2 separate regions of the Homo sapiens genome follow, and region 1 is linked to region 2. Evidence: read pairs that join two places in POLR2A ChIA-PET (ENCODE). Cell type or tissue: MCF 10A. All regions are shown on one strand. Each heading gives the region's core, and the rest is flanking DNA. Links, peaks and the distances in the headings are about the cores only. Region 1 overlaps CAMSAP2 (calmodulin regulated spectrin associated protein family member 2). Region 2 holds the start of INAVA (innate immunity activator).

Evidence for each region. ChIA-PET counts read pairs that join two places held together with the same protein. Peaks named below come from ENCODE experiments on the same cell type or tissue, not always from the same donor. Only the 100,000 strongest peaks of a DNase experiment are listed, where the experiment ranks them.
Region 1: POLR2A ChIA-PET joins it to region 2 with 19 read pairs; 5 of 35 experiments call an interaction of 5 or more read pairs at or near these places.

The regions. Positions count from the first base shown.
Region 1 is chr1:200,836,972-200,849,505 of GRCh38, reverse strand. It overlaps CAMSAP2 (calmodulin regulated spectrin associated protein family member 2), which reads right to left. Exons shown (of 17, transcript NM_203459.4): 7 at 7,419-7,512; 8 at 4,637-4,724; 9 at 2,214-2,296; 10 at 1,797-1,866; 11 at 1-1,474. Among named protein-coding and RNA genes, the nearest start is that of GPR25, 30 kb to the left of the region's middle. In MCF 10A, for the core only: no CTCF peak of the experiment used is centred there; a DNase peak (open chromatin) is centred at 6,605.
Region 2 is chr1:200,889,070-200,901,603 of GRCh38, reverse strand. It overlaps INAVA (innate immunity activator), which reads right to left and starts at 6,704. Exons shown (of 10, transcript NM_001142569.3): 1 at 6,517-6,704; 2 at 3,149-3,297; 3 at 2,007-2,131; 4 at 1,384-1,500; 5 at 445-667. The coding sequence starts at 3,203. RefSeq lists enhancers at 3,376-3,965, 3,966-4,553, 5,277-5,787, 5,788-6,299, 6,300-6,810 and 1 more and silencers at 9,969-10,263, 10,354-10,473, 10,484-10,603. In MCF 10A, for the core only: a CTCF peak has its summit at 6,325 (motif pointing left); DNase peaks (open chromatin) are centred at 4,703, 6,053, 6,283 and 6,723.

The DNA.
Region 1 (12,534 bases), core at 2,333-10,332, 53 kb after region 2:
TCTCATCTGCATTAACATCTCCTGCTGAAGTGACAAGCGTTGCATTTCTTGTTGTAGAAAATGCAGGGATGAATTTAACTTTTCAATGGATTTGGTATATTCTAAAATCTCTCCTTCATTTAAAGTTTCTTCTGAGGGGCTTGCCAGGTTCCACTGCTTCTCAGGATCAATAGGTGTAGTTGGAGACTTTAGCCATTTGGCTTGAGGATTCTCCATGCTCTCTTTTATATCTGCCAGTGACTTGCTCCTTTGTCCATCAGTTTTTTGTGATTCCTTTTCTTTTGCTCGATCAGTATATACTTTCTCATCTTCTGCACCCGCCGCTTCCTCTCGTAGAGGAGATATCCCATCCCCTTTCTTTTTCACTACAGTAAGGAATGCTGTCCTTCCCATTTTCTGTCTCTGTTTGGTAAAAGCAGCTTCCATTTTCTTTTTCTGGGCTTCTATAGCACGCCTCTTTTCTTCTAGTTTCATCCTAAGATGCACCATTTCAGAGGCCAACAGCTGGGTAGTGTCCCGTCCCTGTGGAAGCCCTGTTTCTTCTGGAATTTGTGCCCAAGCAACCACATGAGGAATATTAAGTTCAGAGCCTTCTGGTGTAGTTTTTTGAGAACTGCTTCCACTACTTTTTCCATCGGTATGATTCAGTTTCCTGAATTTTTGTTCAGCAAAGCTGGTCATTTTAACTCCAGAACTAGAAGAAGCACTGCTGCCTGGCTGAGACTTGGTACTTACAGTACTTGGACAAGGACTCAAAGCTTCCCTGGTGTTGCCAGTTCGAATATCATAATCCTGAAGAAATTTAGATGCATCATCCATGTCAGAGTCCAAGCTTACAGTATAATCTCTCAACGAAGAATCTTCGTCCATAGTTTCAGGAATATCTTCTGAAGGAACGTGAATTCCAGTGTCTACTTCAGTATTGTCAGTTATGGGACTCAAGGCACCTTTCGTATCAGTTACATTATCAGGACTAGATTGATTTAACTTGATATTTGAATTTAAGATACTCATTTCTTGACTATGAAGAAAGAAGCCATTAGCAATTTGGTCTGGCTGAGGTGTATGAGGAGATTTTTCAGTATCATGAATTATTTGTAATGCTTCTTCAATGCTTGGTGTCTCGATCTGATTGCCAAACTCGTCAAGAAGTATTCTATTTTGTAAAGCTCCATTTGGAAGCTTGTAATGAATATTCTCATTAGAATTTAGTTCATTTGTGTTAAGGGGCACACAAGATTTGAGGTCACTGTGAGAATCTATATTAAGTTCTTCTTCAATGCTCTCTGCTTCCTCTTCTCCATTTATTGGCTTGAAGGACAAATTTTTCCTAATGTGTTTAGATACATGACTGTTGTTCAGAGTAAGTCCTTCATTACTAATAGAACGAGTGATTCCTCGGTTTGGAGTGGATCTCTGTACACTATCTTCTTTATCAAAAGAAATATCAAATGATACGCCATGCACTGATGATCTAAAAAAAAGTTAAAGAGAAAAATCCTTTAAAAATCCTAGAAATGATTTTTAGTATCATTTAACAAGAATTATTTGAAATTACATTTCCTTTCTTTCCCCAGTTCTCATAATCATACTGTCTTCAAGGTAAGGGGAGGGCTATCTAGCTACTTTTTAAAGTTAGCCTCTTTTACATCTCTATCATCTGCCTATACTGCCTTTTTCAAATTTAGGAACTAATTAAAAGTTTTAGCAATTTGGTTATCAATAAAAGAGAGACACAGATGCAATTTGCATTTCTTAATAATCTGAATACACTAAAAGTAATTCTCTTTGTTTACCTTTTCTCTTTGGGCCATGTCCCTATGAAGCCATCAACATAAGACATAGATGAAGACCTTCTAATTCCTCCTTCAAATGCAAAAAAGAAAAAGCCATTGAAATCATGTAAAAAAATTAACTTATAGCAACTTAGGAGATTTCATGTATTTGAGGATTCATTAATAGCAATACAAATTAAATAGGTACATAAGGAGAATTAGAGATAATTTTATCAAGAAAAGCAACCACAGTGAAACTGACCATGCTTTTAGTGTGTTATAATAGCCATTTTTCAGAAAACAAACAAACAAACAAAAAAACACACACACACACACACAAAAAAACCCTGGATATTTGTTTATTTATATTTACTGTCAATCATTTCCCAGGTAACCTACTTAAAAGAGTATTTTCCTAGGCTTTTTCAAATATATTACCTGAGGCTGAAGAATGAGCCTGGGGACGTGAATACCTAGAAGGCAAATGATGATGAGACTGTGTAAATGTAGCTCCTTCCCCACTGCAATGGAAAATAAATTTAAAATGTTATATTTTAGCTGTTTAATATAAATTTAGGTAGAATGTCTTAAGTTAGAAACAACACTACCACCTCTCATTCTACAACCTAAATTTTAAAAATATGGAAACATATTGTTTAAACCAAAGAATGGCTGTGATTACAGTATGTATCTATATATATTTTATGTCTTTTAGCCAAACAACTTGAAGTACTTTCATATACATCTCAATGTCTTTGTGAGATATGAATTATTTTCATTTTTATAAACATAAAAACTGATATATAAAAAAGTAAAATGAAACTCACCAATTTGAAATACTTTGGTCAAATCTAATCTCTAAAAACTATAGGTATAATAAACCCTAGTAAAATACCTTGACAGCCTCTCTGCTCACGGACCTGTTTGTATATCTCCAACAGCTGGTAGCCAAGTGTGTGGAGTAGCTGCTGAAAACATCTTTTGCTTTGTCTGTCTTCGTCCTTTGTTTTTTTCTTTCTCATAAAATCATTATTTAGGTTCACTAACATTTGAGATGTGGCTACATTATTCCCAGGAAGGGTAAAAATACTTCAATTCTTTCTCAAAAGTTCCACAGTGTTGGAGAACTACAATGGACCATATGGAGACTTATAGAAATGAGAGGATGACTAGGAACTCAGAATAGCCTAGAATAATGGCTACACAATAACTTTTCAAGGAAAAGAATGTAGACATCCATCTGCATTATAAAAAGAGTTTCTGCTGGGAAAAATAGGAAAAATGAGCTGCTGAGATGTCTGAGAGACAGAAAAGAGATGAGTTTTCCAGAGGACATGAATTAAAACATTTTTCAGAAATGTGGGAGACTGTCCATTTAGGTTCCTAGAATAATTATGGAATAATCTAATCTTTGAGTGGAAAGCTTTACTTTCCTCCACTTTGAAAGTGGAATTTAAAGATTTAATAGAGCAAGAGTGATGACCTAGAACACTGAGTGTTTTCTAAATCTTCAAGGAAGGAAATGTCACTATTGACCCACCATGCCTGCTAAATTTCATATTTTTGTGTTAAGCCAAGAATTCATACAGAAATTACTTTGAATGTTTTACTCATAATTTTTGAAATGTATTTTTAATGTGTCTGAATTTCCAAAAACCCACAAAAGACATTAGTTTTAACGTAAAAAATCAGATAGATTAGGGAGTCCAAAGTCAATATAAATTGTAGGTTCTAATAGATTCAAATAAAAAGCTGCTTATAGGAGCTGCTGAAATACATTTTTAAACAAACTAATGTCCCTATCATATACCTGGGTGAGAAGTCAGGATTATCTAGGTATTAATATGATAGGACATTTTTACTTTGCTTTCAGTTTAGTTCCTAATACTATGTACTAAAACATTAAAGATTTAATATTGTAATAAATATTCTATTGTTGTAACCCAGGGTCCTTGGGTTTTCAGGTACACACTGTGAAAAGGTACCTGCTTGTAACTGTTGCACCTTGAAATTTTTATTGTTTGAGAAATTTCCAGGAAGCAGCCCAACCCCACATTACAAAACAAAAACTACACAAGCTGGGTGGATGTAGAGATGCCTGAGACGGAAATGTATTACCATTACCACACTAAAAATCCCATCCAAGGAGGAGCTTATTCCGCATTTTCTATACATGCCAGTATGCAGAAGCATGACTGATGACTGTGCCTTTACTGCCTTTACTCCACCTCTACACACAATGATACAGTTAACCAGCCTACTAAAAGCCCTATTTTCACCTCTGCTTGAGGAGGCACTGCTTTGGGGAATTATTCCCGGTGTCCTCCTTACTTGCTGCAAGTAATAAAATCCTCGTCTTGTTAAATCCTCCTTGGTTGTGGCTTTGGACTGTCATCTGCCAAGAGACCAAACCCACCCGTTGTGTGGGTAACACTGTGATCTCTCAATAGCTATCCTAACAAGAAAAAAAAAAAGCAGGAAAAACCTTCAAAGATTTTTAAAATAATAAAATATGTAAAAGTCCTAATAGAATTTCAAAATTTCCCTCCAAGGCCTAAGAGTTACCTATTAGACAGTTCTCAATTATGAACAAGTTATGCATCAAAAGTTTGGTTTTAGGTTGGTTATTGGGAACTTAGAATATATTGTCCCATCTTTTCAGTGTGGTACATAAACATTCATTTCAGTGTATATTTCAATTTATATTTAAGTTAAAACAGGCTTTAATAGGGTAAGCTAATTATAACAGTTCAAAATCCAACTGAAATTCTTAAAAACCTTATTTAATGTAATATAATATTATGTAATTTAATTAGTAAATAGAATAGAAATGGTGAAAATAAAGTCATTGTGGAGTTTACCTTGAAGGGAAGTCAGAACTACTATCTAAGACATTTCTTTTGGCAGCATTCAAGACAGGAATTGAAGGCATATCTTTTACAGGTTCAGCTGGAATAAAAGATTTTTAAAAACACCCTCAAATTAGCATATTTCTATGAAAAATTCTGGACCATAAGCAAATTTATAACAAAATTTAACTTCTATTTCCCTTTCTACGTATTGAGAAATCATAGCATAAAGTTTTCTTCTTAAATAATTTTCAAAGGGTCAAGTTTCTTTAAGATCTTTTTGAAGTATTCAGACTTAATTTCAAAATTAAAAAAAATTTTCTTTCTTTTTTTTTAGACGGAGTCTCGCTCTGTCACCCAGGCTGGAGTGCAATGGCGCGATCTCAGCTCACTGCAACCTCCACCTCTTGGGTTCAAGCAATTCTCCTGCCTCAGCCTCCCAAGCAGCTGGGACTACAGGCACCCGCCACCACGCTCAGCTAATTTTTGAATTTTTAGTAGAGACAGGGTTTCACCATATTGGCCAGGCTGGTCTCGAACTCTTGACCTTGTGATCTGCCCGCCTCAACCTCCCAAAGTGCTGGGATTACAGGCGTAAGCCACCACGCCCAGCCAAAAATTTCTTAAATTAAAAAATTCATCTGATTAAGGATAATTAGGGGGAAAAAGCCTAACATAAAATAAATACATGTATTTAAAACAAAAATAAGTGGCTGGGTGTGGTGGTTCACGCCTGTAATCCCAGTACTCTGGGAGGCTGAGGCCGGTGGATCACGAGGTCAGGAGATTGAGACCATCCTGGCTAACATGGTGAAACCCCACCTCTACTAAAAATACAAAAAATTAGCCGGGCGTGGTGGCAGGCGCCTGTTGTCCCAGCTACTCAGGAGGCTGAGGCAGGAGAATGGCGTGAACCTGGGAGATGGAGCCTGCAGTGAGCCGAGATTGTGCCACTGCACTCCAGCCTGGGCAACAGAGCGAGACTCCATCTCAAAAACAAAACAAAACAAAACAAAACAAAAACAAACAAACAAAAAAAAAACAAAAATAAGTTTGAGCGTTTAGTTTTGTGAAAGCTTTCATAGAACTTCAGATACATATGGTCAGCTCTGCTTCTTTATGAAACAGCTGGTATTTTGGTCAATTAGAGAAAAACAGAATTTCTTTAGAAAATAATTAAACCTGCTGGTATACTTTTATTTTTGTAAGTAACTCTGGAGGAAGACTCAATTTACTTTTTGACTTTGAGATCTGATGCAACAGCTGTTGGTATTTTGAATAGTGAGCTTCACAGGTGAAATCACAGAAAGCAATGTAGTGAAAACCCTGTTAATAATTTTTAAAAATTATACAAATATTGGTTATGAAAATTACTAAGAATATCTGACTTCATTCAATGGACTTAGGGGAGCATCTCAATTTTTTTATAGGCATGTAAAGAAGTTATATAATGTTATATAGTGACTCGATATTCAGAATCTGCCTTAAGAAGCTTAGCAATACTCTAATTATTGCTTATTTCACAGATTTTTGCCTGAGATGCGGTGGGCTGCCTGAAGTAACCTCATTGTACTCACTAGACTATGCCTCCCCTTTGGCTACATATGTTTTTCCTCCTTCCTGATCACTTTCTCTTCTTTTATTTTTTGGGGGTTTAGCGGGGAGGTGCAGGTAACGGTAGCAGTTACAAAAATAACAAACTTTGGAGCCAAGGAAAGCTGCTAAGTAGTTGGGATGCACAATGATCATGTGTTGCGTTGGGTAGGGCAGCTATTGGTAGCAGACAGAAATGTTTCCATAAGTTATGCTGGAAGAAAGTTCTTTAGTGGGCTAAGCTTATAATTTAAGATCATTTTTCCCCCTATAGAAATAAACCTCTAGTTTTTTTTTTTTTTCTTTTTTTTTTGAGATGGTGTCTCATCTCTGTCACCCAGGCTGGAGTGCAGTGATGCAATCTCGCTCACTGCAACCTCTGCCTCCTGGGTTCAAGTAACTCTACTGTCTCAGCCTCCCGAGTAGCTGGAATTACAGGCATGCACCAACATGCCCGGCTAATTTTTGTATTTTTAGTAGAGACAGGGTTTCACCATGTTGCCCAGCCTGGTTTCAAACTCCTGACCTCAGGTAATCCACCCGCCTAGGCCTCTCAAAGTGCTAGGATTACAGGCGTGAGCCACCGCACCCAGCCTAGAAATAAACCTCTAGTTTTATAATGGGAGCCAAGAGAAAATTGGTTTTGCTATGTGAAATTTTGCTTTACAGAAAATTTAGGAAGATTTTTTGTTCCTTATATCTAGGGGTCTTTACAGTAACCCCCTTATTTCTTACTAATTTTATTCTTATTATGTACAATCAATAGTTCATGATATAATAGTCATAAAATCCACTAGGTTTAAAAATCCATACAAACCTTTTTATAGTTTAATGGCAAATTCGAGTTGCGGGTTAAGGCCAAACAATAATTTGTGGGGATTCTGGGTAACACAATGTTAAAAACTAAGAATCTAAAAGGGAATAAAAGCTGGGATAACGATAAAAGATGCAAAGAAAAGAAATGGACAGTTAAAGCTAAAAGTTCCACATCATAAGACTTCAAATTCAAAGCCATTCCCTCCATTTTCTTTTTCTTCTCCTCTAACCATTTTAAGAGGTTAGGAGAATCTATCAAGTGTAATAGCTGAAATCTAAAAAAAAAATAATAGGCTGATTTCTAAAAATGTAACCAGGTAAGGTTATATCAACATTCCATTTTTTTCTGTTCATAGGAACATTTAAAATTAAAAAGATTGATTACCTCCTTGTGGACGAACAACACGAGGCTGTACAAAAGACGGCTTCACCACTTCAAACCACCAGAACAGTTCCGCCATGAACACCAAATAATTACTCTATATAGGAAATTTAAGAGAAAGCCTACATTAGGTAAAACTTCATGATAAACAGAATTTTATTGTTTTAAAATATAGGTTTAAATCTCATTCATTCATCACTGGAGTATATTCACTATAGTAGGCTATTAAACATGGGATGGAATATTAACTCTTGTGGGTAAAAATTATAACTATTCAAAACCTCTTGCTGATCATTTGCTCTATAGTTCTAAAATGGTGGTCCAATTGATCTAGCAGGCATGAATACCTCTAACTGTGTAGAACACTGAGATAATATATAAGGCACTTTCATTCCAAAGTAAATATAAGCAACTTAAAAAGTTATTCAATCATCTGACACTCTAAAGAGGGGTTATCACTTTCAAAACATAACTAAGCTCTACTCAGATCCCTAGAAATTTCTCCAAAACGTAACTGGATGTAGTGTTAAAAAAATACTTTATTTGGCCGGGCGTGGTGACTCACGCCTGTAACCCCAGCACTTTGGGAGGCCAAGGTGGGCAGATCACGAGGTCAGGAGTTTGAGACCAGCCTGGCCAACAAGGTGAAACCCCGTCTCTACTAAAGATACAAAAAACTAGCCGGGTGTGGTGGCGCGTGCCTGTAATCCTAGCTACTTGAGAGGCTGAGGTAGGAGAATAGCTTGAACCCAAGACACAGAGGTTGCAGTGAGCCAAGATCATGCCATTGCACTCCAGCCTGGGTGACAGGGCAAGACTCCGTCTTAAACAAAAAAAGTTATATGTATGTGCTCAGTAATGTTAAACTCACCAGTAATACAGGTGCTAAATAACACCAAAACTAAATTTTTATAGCTAATTTTTAATAATTTTGAAATGTACAAAACATTATTTATACAATGAATGTATCTACCTAACTTTGAAAAGTTATCAATAAGTCAACAATGTTACCTTTTATTATTACTATTTTAAAATGTAAATAATTTTTTAAATGGCTTAAAATTAAGAGAAAGGATTAAGGGTCCTCAAAAGCACATTTCTACTACAAGTTTATATTTTAAAATGCATATAAAATAAAAGCTGTAAGCATGAAGAATTATTTCAATTTTAGGCATTCGGTAAATTTTTAAAAACTACAAAATCTGTTTTCATAACTATTTAAAATAATATGTTTTCTAAATTTTGGGTGTTTGGCATTTAATAAAATAGTTACTATCAAATTTATTAATGTTTAATAAGGTCTTATTTCATATTAAAGTTTTTAAGATTATCCTGGATATGGTTATTTTCTAATGTCTTGCCTTCTTCCTACTTGCTAATTATGAATAATCCTTAAACTCTATATGCTCTCCACTAGAACTCATGCGTTCTCTTGGTTTTCTCATATTTAAGTTGGTGACTTTCAAATATCATCTCTCATCTGATAGTTCTGGAAGGCTATCGTGTATGTAGAAAGTGAAGAAAAGAGGCTGGGCGCAGTGGCTCATGCCTGTAATCCCAGTGCTTGAGGAGGCTGAGGAGGAAGGACTGCTTGAGGCCTGGAGGTTGAGACCAGCCTGGGCAACATAGCTTGCCTCTATAAAAATTTTAAAAATTAGCTATGCATGGTGGCACGTGCCTGTCATCCTAGCTGCTTGGGAGGCTAGGGCAGGAATACAGCTTGAGCCCAGGATTTGGCTGATTGTGCCACTGCACTCCAGCCTGGGTGACAGAGTGAGACCCTGTCTCTAAAAAAAAATAAAAAGAAAGTGATGAAAAGAGAAGAATCAAGAGTGATGACTCTTAGGTTTTTGTCTCGAGCAACTAATAGTGAGATAGAAAGGACTGGGAGAAACAGGTAATGAAAGGAATCTAGAGTCATTGTTTGAGATGTTCACTGGACATTTAAGTGGACCTGTCTTGTAGGTGGCTGAGTGTAAGAGTCTGGAGTATTACAGAAGATAATGCACAGTGGTGAAGAGCATTTGGTAGGTTTCTACTTTACCTTCATGTTTGCTTTTACTGTAAATTCTCAGAATTTTAGAATGTTGATATACAGATACATACTAATTGAAGCAGCCATTAAAATTTGTGACTAAAAAAAGTAATAAGAATGCTTATAATCCGTAAAGGCTATGCAGTGGCTCTCATCCCTGCTTGACTTCTCAGAAACTTTACAGTTTTAAAAAATTTATTTCTTATTTTAATAGGTGTTTAGGGGAACAGGTGGTGTTTGGTTACATGAATAAGTTCTTTAAGTAATTTCTGAGATTCTGGTGCACCCATCACCCAAGCAGTGTACACTGTACCCAATGTGTGGTCTTTTATCCCTCACCTCCCTCCTGCTTTTTTCCCTGAGTCCCCAAAGTCCACTGTATCATTCTTATGCCTTTGCATCCTTATGGCTTAGCTCCCACTTATGAGTGAGAACATATGATGTTTGGTTTTCCATTCCTGAGTTACTTCACTTAGAATAATGGTCTCCAATTCCATCCAAATTGCTGTGAATGCCATTATATTCTTAATCCTACTTTTCTCTCCTACATATGTATCCTTCCCCTGTCAACAGAATCCTTCCTATTTGGCTTTTAAACATGCTCAAATCCCTCCCATCAAAATAAATGAAACAAAACCTTTACTCAATAACTATTCTCTAGTTTCTCCTCATTCCCACCATCTTTTTACCTCTTCACAAACTTCTTTTAGGAGCAGGCCTCTACTGACATTTTCCATTTCATCACTTTTACTCTCTAATCTACTTCAGTCTTGGCACTGAGTCACATCATTCCCCTAACAGCAACTGCTCAAGTCACCAATGATGTACATATGTTGCTAAATCAAACAGATTTCCCATCTTACTTGACCTCTCAGCTGCATTTGATATTCCTGATCTCGCCCCTCTTTGAAACACTGCCATGCCTACGTCCATCAGCTACTAAATGATTCTCAAATGTACTGACTGCACTTATATATGCAGTGGCCTACCGAGCATTTTCTTTTGGATATCTCAAAGGCCTATGTCCAAAATTGAAATAGTGACCTTCCCTACAAATGTGATCTTACTGCAGTCCTTATCTCACTGAATGGCACCACTATCCCAGTGTGCAAACCAGAAACCTAGGAGTCATCCTTGACACCTTCTTTCTCCCATGTCCAATTCATCACCAAAGCATGCAGATTTTGCATCCTAAATATTTCTGGAATTCACCAACTTCTCTCCATCATAACTGCTCTGATTCAAACATTTTTGCCTTGTTTGGAACACAATAGCTTTTTCTTTGGCTTGCTAAGAAAACAAACTTTTCAAAATGCAACTCTCTTTCCATTGCTCTTGAGGTAAAGGGAATCTTACTATGGCTTACAAGAGGCTACTTGGTACAGTCCCTTTTTCTCTTCCCAGATTTATCTATTACTACATTCTCCAAGTTTCCTCATCTTACCCTCCAGATGATAAAGTCTAAAAAGACAAAGTTTATGCTCATCATTATATCTTCAGTGTTTAAAACAGTGTCTGGCACATGATAGGTGCTCAATAAATATTTATTAAATGAATGTACAAATGAATGAATCTACGTACTAAAAAAAACAGTCAGTAAAACATCAAAACATTGACACAATATTTCTGATTAGTAAGATTATTGTGATTTATATTTCTTCTTTATACTTATCTTTATGGTATACTTTCTAAAGCCAAAGTATAAAATTGGTTTTTAAGTACTGGTGCTAGGTTCCATTTTACTAGCCTAGTTAACTGAAAGCTGATTATATTTTGAAAAAATACTGCTTAAGTGCTCAATAATTATCTGTTGAACAGAAAATAAGTTAATATTTTAAGGACTTTGGTAAGATAGCCATCCTAATAACATTAATTGTACTATTTGGCCACAAGATGTCAGTAGAGTAAGAAATAATTTTCCCAGTAATTAAAACTTATGAAGATTATGTCTTTCTGAGTTCATGACGATTAAACAGCAATAAATCTGTCACCATATTTCAGGAATGATGCCAGATTAATTCATTTAAAAGCTTCTTCTTTCCTTCTTTTAGTTAAGATGGTCATAAGGCTACATACTCTTGTCCCAAAAGCTCCTTAAGCTGATAAACAACTTCAGCAAAGTCTCAGGATACAAAATTAATGTACAAAAATCACTAACATTCCTATACACCAACAACAGTTAAGCCAAGAGCCAAATCAGGAATGCAATCCCATTCACAACTGGCACAAAAAGAATAAAATACCTAGGAATACAGCTAACCAGGGAAGTGAAAGATCTCTACAAGGAGAACTACAATACACTGCTCAAAGAAATCAGAGATGATACAAACAAATGGAAAAACATTCCATGCTCATGGACAGGAAGAATCAATATTGTTAAAATAGCCATACTGCCCAAATCAATGTATAGATTCAATGCTATTCTTATTAAACTACCAATGATATTCTTCATAGAACTAAAAAAAACTATTTTAAAAATCATATTGAACCAAAAAAGAACCTGAATACCCAAGGCAATCTTAAGCAAAAAGAACAAAGCAGGAGGCATCATGTTACCTGACTGCAAACTATATTACAGGGCTACAGTAACCAAAACAGCATGGTACTGGTACAAAAATGGAACAGAACAGAGAGCCCAGAAATAAGGCCACATATCTACAACCATCTGATCTTTGAAAAAGCTGACCAAAGCAAACAATGGGGAAGGACTCCCTATTCAACAAATGGTGCTGGGATAACGGTCTAGCCATACTCAGAAGATGGAAAACAGACACTTTCCTTACACTATATAAAAAAATTAACTCAAGATGGATTAAAGAATTAAATATAAACCCAAAACTATAAAAACCCTGGAAGAAAATCTAGGCAGTACCATTCTGGACATAGGAATGGGCAAAGATTTCATGACAAAGGTGCCAAAAGAAGTTGCAACAAAAGCAAAAATTGACAAATAGGATCTAATTAAACTACAAAGCTTCTGCACAGCAAAAGAAACTATCAACAGTGTGAACAGAGAGCTTATAGAATGGGAGAAAATTTTTCGGACTATGCATCTGACCAAGGTCTCATATCCAGCATCTATAA
Region 2 (12,534 bases), core at 1,393-9,392:
CTAACTCAGGCCAGGGGACTACACATCAACTCAGAGCCTTGGGCTCACGGGAGCCTCACACTACCCTGACCCAGAGATGCCATCACCCTGTGGGCCTGGAGGGCAGCGGGGCCAGCCTGGGCTACCCAGTTGAATACACCTTGGATTCAGCTCAGGGTCAGCTGAGAAATATCTCTGTGTAGGAAGTCTCTTGAAGGTAGTGTATTTTGAGGAGGATACGGAAGGAGAGAGTAGGGTGTTTTCTAAGGAGACGGAGAAGAAGACCTCACAGGATGGGGAAGCCTTGCTGGAGTTGGAGAGAATCAGGATGGGGTGGAGCTGAACCCAAGAATCAGCTTTACCCAGCTGGAGCCAAATGCAAAGGCAGTGGCACGGGGCTGTGCGCCCACCATCCCTCAAAAGCTCATTTAAGGAGCATGGCCCCCCTCAGGGCAGCCGGCTCACCTCGGCCCAGGGGGAGAGCAGCAGCCGGAGGTGGCTCGCTATTGCGCCGCCGCTCGACCAGGCAGCGCTGGAGCTCCTGCAGCTTCTTCTCCTCCTGCAGCATGGAGTGCTTCCGCTGCCGCCGAGCCTGCCTGCTGAGGTTCTCCTCCAGGCACAGCCGACGGGCTGCCTCTGTGATCTGCAGCTGCAGGGCCAGCTGGCGCTCCAGGCTGCTTAGGGGGTCCTGAGAGAGGGGGCAGGAGTGAGGCTAGAGAGAGGCAGGGAGATTGGGGGCCCAGAGGGTGGACAGCAGCCCTGACACAGTGCTCTAGGTCCCAGTCCTAAGCCCTGAGGACAGAAGAGAGGCAGACAGCAGCACCAATGGACGGACGTGGAGCAGAGGGTGAAGGAGTGGGAGGAGCCGAAAAGCAAACTTGTCAGCCTGAAAAGCTGGCATGGGCACCCACCCACCAGCCCACCTGCTGAACCGGGCAGGGTGGGAACCCAAGTGGGACACTTTCCCTCCTGACCCCAAAGGGTGGGGCAGGCTGGCCCATGGGAAACTGCTGCCATTGACGCCACAGGGGAAGGGCACCCAGGGCCTGACTGCCCCCACCTCCTCCTGAGAAAGGAGGACAGCCCTAGGGGCCAGAGTAACCTGTCTGAGCAGGCTATTGCCCGCTGGGTTGGTGGCTGGTGCTCTTAACTGATCTTCTGCCCAATGGGGTCAAACCCAGTGTCCTCCCTTGAGCTCCCAGCTCTCGGTTCCTTAGTGGCGCCCCTTCTCCACAGCCATTTGGGCTACATATTCATGGTGTCTCTCACCAACAGGCAGCCAAGCACCCTCACTGGGTGTGAAAGGGTGGAAGGGAACCTGCCAGGGTACTGAGCTGAGGTGTGGCGTCTCAGTGATCAGCTTTGGGGATCGAGGGGTACTGGCAGCTTCCTGAGGTTCCTCACCTCTCTGTGCAAGGCCCAGTCATCCAGTTTGTAAGCCGCTCCGATCCTGCGGCGAACCTTGGGGGCCTTTTCCCCTGGTTTGAGGGGATACTCCGCTGGCAAGGTGCCCGTCAGCTCCTGGGGAGGAAGCAGAGACCAGCCAGGTCCTCTCCACCTGCCCAGACTTGGCTCACTGGCCCCTGCACTGCATGTGCCTGCCTTCCATAGAAGCCCTGGTGGGACCACCCTCCACCCCACCTCATCCCATCCTCCACACTGTCTCTCCTGTCTTCAGACCCACTCTGCACTCCTCCCCTTTCCCTTCAGACCTCTTTCTGATCACTTCCTCCAGAGCTACACCGACCCGGGTTACAGCACTCATATGCACTTATGTCTGTGCAGTCCCTCTGCAGCCCCTGATGAACTTTGTTCTCTGTGCCTGGGCCCCTGCCTGGGTCTGACTCTTCTCCATCCAGCACAAGGTCAAACACTGCATCATGGGGACTCTGGGCCCCAGCCCCCAGCCTGATGTCCAGAATTCCCTCAAGAATGGGGCTCCCTCTCCCCAGCTCCCGCATCCCCACACGTGGCTCCACAGCTCCTGAGATGAACCCGATGCTTGTGTGTGCTGGCTGGGGCCTCACCGCTTCCCGAAGGCAGAGTCTCCTCAGCTCCTCCAGGCAGGCCTCCAGCCTCGCTTCCAGGGCCCTCTGCTGCTTGTGCACTGCATGGGTCAGCTCCTTCATTGGGGAGACCGGGCTGTCGGGGCCTGCAAGGGTTGGGGGGCACATGCTCAGGGAGGCTGAAGATGGAAGCCTCCTCCGTTACTTATTGACCACCCCTAGGGGAATGCACATGCACACACATGCACACACACACACACATCTCATGCCTGCCCACAAATTGCAGGCTGGCTGCTGTGGCCTGTGTCACAGCCACAAAACACCACGTCTCTTGGCTGCACAAATGTTACAACTCAGAAGGGAGGGTCGTCCCACCAGGTGACCTATGGTGGGGGAGTGCAGGGGAGGGAGTTCTGCCGGTGCAGTCCTCCCCCCACTCCTCCTCCCTTCTTCTTCCTCTTTTCCTTCTCCTTCTTCTTCCTGTCTCTCTCTCTCCCTCTCCCCACTACCCCTCTCTCTTGCACACACACATAAGCCTCTTCTTTCTTGTCCTCTGTCAAGACTAGGCCAGACTAGGCCCACAGGTCTGGCCAAACAGAGAGGCAAGACCTTCACATTGGCCAGATGATATATTTTTTTTGAGACGGAGTCTTGCCCTGTCGCCCAGGCTGGAGTGCAATGCCGCGATCTCGGCTCACTGCAACCTCCGCCTCCCAGGTTCAAACGATTCTTCTGCCTCAGCCTCCCACATAGCTGGGACTATGTGGTAGCCAGGATGGTCTCGATCTCCTGACCTTGTGATCCGCCCACCTTGGCCTCCCAAAGTGCTGGGATTACAGGCATGAGCCACTGTGCCTGCCTGAGATTTTTCAACTTCTCAGCTGGGGCTAAAGTTGAACATTGCAGATCCCTCTTCCAGATAGAACCAAAACTCCAAGCCAGTTTTCTCCAGGGAGGAAAACTCCACATGTCCCTGAGGCTCCAGCCCTTCCAGAACCTCCCCCTCCTCCCAGCAGAGGCCTCTCCCTCCCCTTCCTCTCAGCCCTTGGGAGTCTCAGCCCAGCCAGCCCTAGTGCCTGAGGGCTCAGGACTCAGGAGTCAGGGCCAGGGACCAGGGACCAGGGACTAGGGACTAGGGCAGGGGGATTTCCCTGAACACTCACCAGACTGCAGGATGATGCCACTGTCGGTGTCGCTGACCTCATCCTTACTCTCCATGGTGGATTTCTGGAAGGAGAGGGCACAGAGCAGGGAGGGGGGACACCGTGACCAGCCTGGGCCAGGTTGTGTAGGTAGCCTGGAGCTTCCCCAGCTTTAAAGAGAAAAGAGAACAATAACAAAAAAGCTAGATATGAACCATCTTGGTTACAAAAAGCTGAATAGATGCTTGAGAGCAGGGGAGTGGAAGGGAGGACTGTGCTTCAGGAACCATCTGGGGCAGGAGATTCTGGCACTGGGGGTGCTGACCTAGAGAAGGGGCTGTGGGCCTCACCAGCAAACCCTGTTCTCAGTGGGCTCTCAGGGGCCCAGCCTAACTCCCCTCTGGGCCAAAGTCCTCTAGGCCTAAGGGGGTCGACAGCTGTGGTAGCCACAAGAACCGCTCGACTGGGGAGAAGGGCAAGAAGGAAAAGAGCAGAGACAGGATAAAAAGGAAGGGGACAAAAAATGGGATGGGATAACAAAGAAAGGAGGAAGGAAGCCCAGCATGGTGGCTCACGCCTGTAATCCCAGCATTTCTGGAGACCAAGGCAGAAGGATAGCTTGAGCCCAGGAGTTCAAGACCAGCCTGGACAACTTAGACCCCATCTCTCCAAAATGAAACTTAGCTGGGCATAGTGGTGTGCACCTGTAGTCCCAGCTACTCAGGAGGCTGAGGCAGGAGGATTGCCTGAGCCTGGAGAAGTCAAGGCTGCAGTGAGCCATGTTCACGCCATTGCACTCCAGCCTGGACAACAGAGAGACCCCGTCTCCAAAAAAAAAAGAAAGGAGGAAGGGGAAGACATCTTTATGGGACACAGCTATCCTCAACCCAAGAACCCAGGAGGTGTGAGGCATGTCCTACGCCCCAGTGGCTGAGGACACTTCAAGAAGTGGGCAGGCACATGGCCAAGGCCCTGGTCTGGGGCCTCCGAAGTCCAGGACGCCCACTCTCTGAATTGGCGCCCTGGACTCTGAACTTCACATCATCTGCAGATATGTGCAGCCACTGTATGCCAGAGAGCTGTCCCAAAGCCCTCAAACAACTTTCAAGCCATCAATTACTCCTGGGAGACCACTGAAGGGGAATCAGCCTAGATCCCCTACACCCCACAGCCAGGGGAGACCCAGGGCTGTGTCTATCAGGGTTGCCAAGAGTTGACAGGAGAGGGGCAAGCAGTGACTAGAGCAGAAGCTGTGCAAGGACAGAAAGGAGATCACCTGCTCCTCTGCCTGCTTCGGGGTGGAGAACACTTGGGTGGTACAGGTGCCATCCCATTGTGTCGGCTCAGCTAGGGACCAGTCACCCAGATAACACCTGTGCCCACCCCCTCTCCCTCCTCACCAACCCACACCCCTGGTTGGGGTCCCAGCTGGCCAGGGCCTGGCAGCTGCTGGCTGCAGCAGGGGTGGGAGGGGTGGGCGGAGCCCATGCAGGTGGTTGGGTCTGGAAAGAGAGCTCAGCCACCTCCTCACTGAGTCAGCCCATTGAGCAAGAGTCCAAAAGTCCTTCCGAGTTTCTGTCTGGAGCCTATCCTGCCTCCTCAGAGCGCGGGGCCGCAGGGTGGGGGAGGTGAGCTCCACCCCTCCTCAGGCAGCCAACACGACAGAAAAGTCGGCCTTGGGAAAGCTGGTAACAAAGCAAGGCCAACAGGGAGAGGGGACTGCTGTCAGCCAGGTCCCTGGTGATACCTCTCCACCCATCAAGATGATAAGAGCAGGACGATCAAGAACTTTTATAGACCTACATAAACAACACAGCAACCACAGGCAGCAACAATCAAACACAAAGCCCTGAAAGCAACATGTACCTTGCACTTTGGAATTTCAATTATTCAAGGAAGTCTAGAGAATGCATGGGAGAATTATTTTTTTTAACTTTATGGGAGGCCTTTGCAAACATGCCAAAGTTCTGAAAGATTGGCCATATATTCTGGAACCCCACCCCGCAGGATACTTAGGATGACTATTAGCTCTGCACTGTCCATCTGTCCCAAACTCTATCCCTCGTAGAGATAAGAACAGGACAGAGGAGCAGGCAGCTCACCCCCACCCCTTCCCACCCACCCTAGCCATCCTCCCACCCTCCCCAGAAGCCAAGAGCAGGGTGCAGCCAGAGGTAGGAAGCAAGGTGGTCTCAGCTAGCATGCTGAGTGTGTCTGCTTTGCACAGAGGAGGAAGTAATGTGGGAGGGGAAGCCATTAATTAGTCACGCTTGCTAATTAATTATTAACCACTAAGTAGTTGCCTTGGAAAGTTGGGCCAACTCAGCCCCTGCTTCTCAGGGGCTCTGAGACTGTTGCAGAGGAGTGGGGACTTACAGGGACAGAGGGGTACCTTAGCACGCCTCCCGTCTCCGCCAGCTTCCCCTTCTCCCAGCTCAGCCCAGTCTCTGACTGCCAGCATCAAAGGGGAGGCACTGATCTTCCCAGTGGTCCCAGCCTGATGCTGGGTCCTCTCTGGGATGACTTGCTGCCCCAAGTAGAGCAAAGAGAACAGCGTCAGATGCCCAGAGCCCCTGGCTGTGGGCTCAAGGCTTGGTTCTGCTGCGGTCTGTACTACCTTGGGGAAGTCACCAGGCCTCCCGGGGCTTCCTTTCCTCCTGTGCACAATAAAGACTGCACAGTGTCTAAAGCCTTTCCAGGTCCCCGGTCTGAATCTCGACCTCTTGGTCAATGTCAGGCCAAGAAGGAAACCCGTACAGCCACATAGCGGACCCTCACATCTGCCTCTGCCGAGGCCGCCCTCCACAGCTGTAGGGAACCTGCCCCAGAGTCAACAGGTGAGAGCGAGGGCACCACCCCCACCCAGGAGGCTATGAGTCTTAAGTGTCTAAGGCATTGCTTTTAGATAAAGGCAGTTCAGGTAACATCCCCACCCCCTCCCTAACACAGGGATCCCTCCTGGGCCTCTTCAAGCTCCAGTACTGGGCCCTAAAAAGCAGCCCACCCGGCTGAACAATGTCCCCAGAAAAAGGCAGAGGAGACCAGAAGGGGCACAGAGGGAGGGAGGGAAACTCCAGAGCACCTTCCCTCAGGCCGGGCCATGGGGGATCCTCCTCTATCCCAAGTGTGTCCCCCAAAGCCAGGTCTCAGGCCTGCCTGTCCCAGCTCATCTCTGCTTGCTCTCCCTCTGGTGGAAACTAAGGCCTAGGCAACCACAAGAACAGGCTCCCGTCCAAGCCCACCAGCACCCCTCTGTCATCCCTACACACCAGACATAGGCTGGCGGGGGTGGGGGTCGGAGGGGGGTGATGGCCACTGCTTGGGCTCCTCCACTCCCAGGCCAGCCTGCTCTCAGCCCCAAAGACCCATTCCACCTCCCCCGCCCTCACCTGCTTCTGGGCTTTAGTCCAGGAGTTGAAAAACAGCCCCTGCTTCCAGTCAGGGGGCTCAGGGCCCTCACATGTCGCCTCAGGGTCTCCCAAGCCACAGGCCTGTGCTCTCTCTCCAGCTGACGGAGCTGCTGGCCGTCCGTCCGTCTCGGCTCACCTGCCTACCTTGCCGTCCCTCCCAGGCTGCCGGGCCAGGGGAACCAGGTTACTTGTTATGACTTGAGTCAGAGGGGAGGAGCAGGTGAGCAAGTCCTTCCCTGAACTAATCCCGTGCAACTGGTGCCAGCAGGCAGCTCCTGGGCCTCTGCACTTCCGGGGGGCAGGAGGGTAGCAGGGAAAAAGGGGCTCCCATGGAGGAATCCCCAAAGAAGACAACAACAAGAGTCATGTCTTCATGGCCTCAAGAGACCCTAGTACAACATTCTGAGCTGTGAGGTACCTGCGTGCCCTCCTGTCCTGACCCTGGCTCTCCCTGCCTTCCTTTGACCTCAGTTTCTCTTTCCAGAAATTGAGGCCTGTTAAGCACCCCGGAAGCAAGGTGAAATGTCCACTGTCCATGGAAAAAACAAGCAGGACATTTACAAACTGACAGGGATGGGTCACTGCTCTTCCCCACATATGGAAATGAAGACCAAGGCCTGGGTTTTATCTCTCCCGAGTGAGGATTTTAAAACCTCAGGCAAGGCAGCTGGAATTCCAATATGCAGAAGTTCTAGAATCCTAGAGAGAGAGGATCAGGCTGTTCTTTTTATCCCAGACATTGTCCCCCAAGGGTATCGAGGCCATCACTTCTCTGTTGATTATTTACATCCATCCCCCAGCAACGCATGTTCATGGGGCACTGACAGGCACTGACCTGAGCCCAAGTCCTGTTTCCTACTCCACAGGAGGTCCACTGTGACCCCAGACCCTAAGTCCACTCCCCAAATGCAAGGAGCCAGAGACCAAAATGGAACTTATTTCCTATAAAAAATAAGCCTCAAGATCTCCCATCCCACCGACCCCCAAGCAAATGGGAAACTGGAATCTAGCCTATTTCAAGGCGGAAGCAGAGCTAACGCTGACTGTTGCCTGGCCTGTCCCCAGCAGGCTGCACCCCTCAAGTCTTCATCTTACCACCTCCCTTTCCCCCCACTCTCTGATCTTCCCACCATTCCCCCGACCCAGATTCCAGTGCCTCAATACATGTCTGGATTGCTTCCCCTCCCCCAGCCCCTAAAAAGTCCTGTCCCCACTCCCTACCCCCAAGTGCAGGGATGACAGAGGAAGTTTGCTTTCACCAGGCATCTCCTGTGGAGCGGAACTCATGGGGCTGGAGTCCCCCAGCATCCCCCACTGCTCCGGTACACACACCCAGCACACCTTCACATTCCTGTACACACCCTTTTTCCAAACAATGCTAGCCCCAGAGTGCTCCAGGCTGACCACCTCATTTTCTGCCCAGGCTGAGGCTGAGGGGCCCTAAGAGGGGACAGTTCTTCCTCCCCCCGCCCCATTGGGAGCTTGTTCTCTGGGTCTCCCAAAGAGCCTGCAGCCCTGCCCTTCCCCAGTCCTCCGTGACACACCGTCCCTCCCCATAGAGGCTTGGCACTTTCTTACAAAGTCAAACAGAGAGGGGTTGACTCTGGGCATAAGCGGCCCTTCCTCCACCTTGCCCATCTCCAGCTCCAGGTGGGGGTTGGTGGAAGTTTCTACCAGCTGTGAATTGGCTCACAGTTCACATTTCTTGAGCATAAAATAAAATTAAGAAGATCACTAAAAAAGTCAATTATATGAAATAAAGTTCTAAAAATATAAAAACATAGCAATATATATGCTTCTTTATTAACATTAAGCAGGGTCTAGCAGTGGGTAATTTCACACAAGGGCTGAGTGTAAACAACATTTCAAGACTGCTGTGACTGCAGTGTGATATGAAACTATGAATTCTATTAATGGCAAAGTCACAGGTACTGCCAATGCTACTGTGATTTGTTGTCTTCATAACTAAAGGTGATGTTAAAATCTGTTAAAGGTTGGTGAAAAACAATGATATCTTTTTTTGCCTCACCTAGTTTACACATCCTCTGAATTCCATCTACAGATGCCTAATGCCAATGAACCCAGTTAAGAATCCCTGCCCTCAGGTAATCCTCCATCTCTGACTTCAGGGGAGGTTAGTACAGATGCTCAATCTCACTGTTTGCATTGATCCTTTGGAATTCTCAAAAACACCTTGCTCCCCCAAATTCACGCTCAATATTTCCCAACCTTGCAGAATCTGAGGTTTGGAAGGGAGCTGGCTAACCAAACCTCCTGCCAAGAACCCCGGGGAGCCATCCTTGGAGCTCTCTGATGGCCATGTCATTCAATTCAAAATACCAATGGGGGAGGTGGGCACTCCAGAGGCCAGCTGGGAATCTGAAACAGCTCCCCACTCCAGTCAGGCCGGGGAGTCAGGGGACTGATGCCCCAGCCCCAAACCCCAGAGTGCCGTCCAGACCACCAGTTGGTGAGGAAGTGGTATTTCCTTGCAAAACATTATAGTACTTGGAATCTGATCTTTGCAGACAAGAGCCCTTCCCCAGGGAAGAGAAACTGGACCTCTTCAGTGTTTTCGTTTCCTGAGGAAAAGTCCCGAGTCAGAAAACTCTTCCCCAGCGCTGTAGCCATCCACTCTCCATTTTTTTTAAAAAAAAGTTCCTTCTTTTAGGGTCTTCTGATAACACCAGATTGGAAGTTCTTTAAAGCAAGGGCCTCGTCCTACCATCTTCACATCCCCAACAGCCCCCAGCAAAGTAGTCTCAGGCACTGCTAAAATCTTACTTCAAGAATTAAGGAATCAATGGCCAGCGCTAGAGACAACAGTGAAAAAAGGAAGAAGTGAAATAGCCCGGGACCCTCCAGGCAAGAGGGGTAGGAGATGGTTCCTTCACTGTTTTCTTACTCGCGTCTGCTCCCTGCTCACTAGGAAAGGTGTTCGCCTCCACTAAGCAAAGGTGAAGTGGGCTGGGACAGGGGAACTCCAAGCCAGCTTGGAATGCGCCCTGAAATGAGACCTCTAGGCTTTCTCTAAAAAGCCCCTTTGTCCTGTCCACCCTGCTCCCCTCCCCCACTGCGCCCTCCACATCCAGGCTGGCCCGAGACTTTGCTCCTTTTGTTTGGCTGCTTTCTGGCTTCCCGGAACCTGGCCAGGAAGATCCACAGGCACGAAGAAGGTCGAAGGAGAAAGGTTGAGGGACTGGAAATGTGCATTTTTGGTAGGAACTCAGAATTCCTGCCCCTTTGAAAAAATTACCCCATTCCCTGTAGGGCACCCTCCGCTAAGGCTGAAGACCGTGGGTTCAGGGGCCCGATCCCCCGCCCCAGTTCACCCGCACTGGGTGCCCCGAAGTTTTCCCGCTTACCTGTCCCATGGAGCTCTGGCGCCGCCCGCCTGCCCCTGCGCCCTCCACTCCAGCCTCGCAGCTTCAGGACCTGTTTGTCCAGGCCATCTTCCCTCCCCCCGAGCCTCCCTGCGGCCTGCCCTCCCCGGAGGTATTTCATTTAACTTCGGCATTTGCAGCATCCCAAATGTTAAAGATCCCAAGACATCTGTCCCCTGGGGCATACCAAGGCCCAGAGGAAAGAGGGGAAGACGCAAGAAGGGACTGAAGAGTCCGATCCAAGAGTCGGGACGGGGCCGCACGCGGGAGTGACGACGTACCCGCAGGGGTGAGCGAGCTGCGGGAGCAGCCGCTCGAGGGGCGAGGCTGTCCCCTTTGCCCCGCTTTCGGACGCCCGCGCGGTGGGACACCCCTGGCGCCGCCAGTTTCCGCAGCCCAGGCGGGACGAAGCTTCTCTCTTGGTCCCAGTGCCGCCTTTCATTCGCGCGCTCTGGCCTGGCTGGGGCCAGTTTTCATTCCTGGAGACCCCTAAGTGGAAGAATGAAAGGAGCCTGCGGAAGGGCGCTCCCCCGACCCTGTCCTCCCCGCAGGCGCCCTCCCCCTCGCTGTGCGGCGCTGCGGGTCGCGCGGGGATGGCCCCTCTCCCCGGCCCTGGCCCCGGCCCACTCCCACTCCTCCCGCCGGGCCCGCTGGCTGAACTCCGGCTGGCTGAAGGGAAGGAGCACCCTCCCGGCGAGCGCCTCCTGCTGCCCGCTGCGAGCTGCTGTGTCCCCGTTCATCCATTCATTCACTTCCCGGTTTTCAGTTGTTCAATAAACATTTATTGAGCACCTACTAGTGCCCAGCACGATGGATCAAAGCTCAAGCCCCATTCACTGGAGGATTCTCCAATCTAGACGAGTGATGAAGCAGCACAGTACCTGAAGTAAGGGCTAGGACCCCGGGCAAGAAGAGGGAAGGCTGACCCAGGCTGAGCCTCGGCAAAACTTGGCCAGAGGAAGCAATACCAGAAAATAAGAGAGGGACTTGAAACAGCAGTGACAGGTGTACAAAAGCACAGCAGCAAGGGAGCACAGCAGGTTCCAGGAGCTGCAGGGAGGTTAGGGTTTGGGATGAGGAAGGAGTAAAGGGAAAGAACATGGAAGAGAGACGAGGCTAATTCGTCAGTCAGTGGCTCATCCAGAAGCAGGGCAGCCAGACGCAGAGGCTCACGCCTATAATCCCAGCACTTTGGGAGGCCCAGGCCAGAGGATCGACTGAGGTCAGGAGTTGGAGATCAGCCTGGGCAACATTGTGAAAACCTGTCTCTACCAAAAAATAAAGAAATTGGCCAGGAGTGGTGGCACGCACCTGTAGTCCCAGCTACTTGGGAGGCTGAGGTGGGAAGATCACTTGAGCAGGGAGGCGGAGGTTGCAGTGAGCCAATATCCCGAGACTACACTCCGGCCTGGGAGACAGGGCAAGACCTTGTCTCAAAACAACAACAACAACAAAAAACCCACAACGAACGGCCAGGCGCGGTGGCTCACGCTTGTAATCCCAGCACTTTCGGAGGCCAATACGGACGGATCGCCTGAGGTCGGGAGTTCAAGAATGGCCTGGGCAACATGGCAAAACCCCATCTCTACTTAAAATACAAAAAAAATTAGCGAGCATGGTGCTGGGAGCCTGTAGTCCCAGTTACTCAGGAGGCTGAGGCATGAGAATCACTTGAACCCATGCAGCAGAGGTTGCAGTGAGCCAAGATCACTCCATTGCACTCCAGCCTGGGTGACAGAGCGAGACTCTGTCTCAATTAAAAACACACACACACAACAAACAAACAAACAAAAGTAAGGCAACTCCATGTGGTTGTCCAGGTTGTGCACTATACTAAGAGGGAAGGTTCACCATTCTCCACCCACCTCGCCCTATGTTTGGTCAGAGCTGTATCTGCCTAGAGAGGGTGGCTTTTTCTAATTTGTACAAAGGCATTATATGAGGTAAGATGACTAAGAGCCTTGTGGGCTAGGTGAGGATTTAAGATTTTTATACTGAAGTTGAAGAGAAGCTACTTGAATTAATCAGCACTCTCTGAGAAACAGAACCAGTAAGATGTGTATGTATAGATAGCTATATCTAGAGAGAGAGAATGCAAGAGAGAGATTGATTGATTTTAAGGAACTGGCTCATTGGATTGTGAAAGCTGGCATATCCAGAATCTGCAGGATAGACTCTCAGGCTGGAGATCCAGGGAAGAGCTGGAGTTCAAGTTCGAAGCAACCTGCTGGCAGGATTCATTCTTGCTCCAGGGAGATCAGACTTTGTTCCAACCAGGACTTCCACAGATTGGAGGGTAATCTGCTTTACTCAAAGTCTATTAATTTCAATGTTAATCTCATCTAAAAACACACACACACACACACACAAAACAACAAAACACCGTCTAGAAACATCTGAAAAAATGTTTAACCAAATATCTGGGCACTGGGCCTAGCCAAGTTGACACGTAAAATTAACCATCACACTGCTGAAAAACGTTGACCCAGGAGATGAACTGGGCAAACTGACCTTTAGAAGATGAGTGGCATGTGAGTGGTTGGAGTGGGGAGAAAGCATAGGCAGGCAGGAATGCAGGCGAGGGCGATGGCGCCTAGACTCCTGTTGTGGCAGA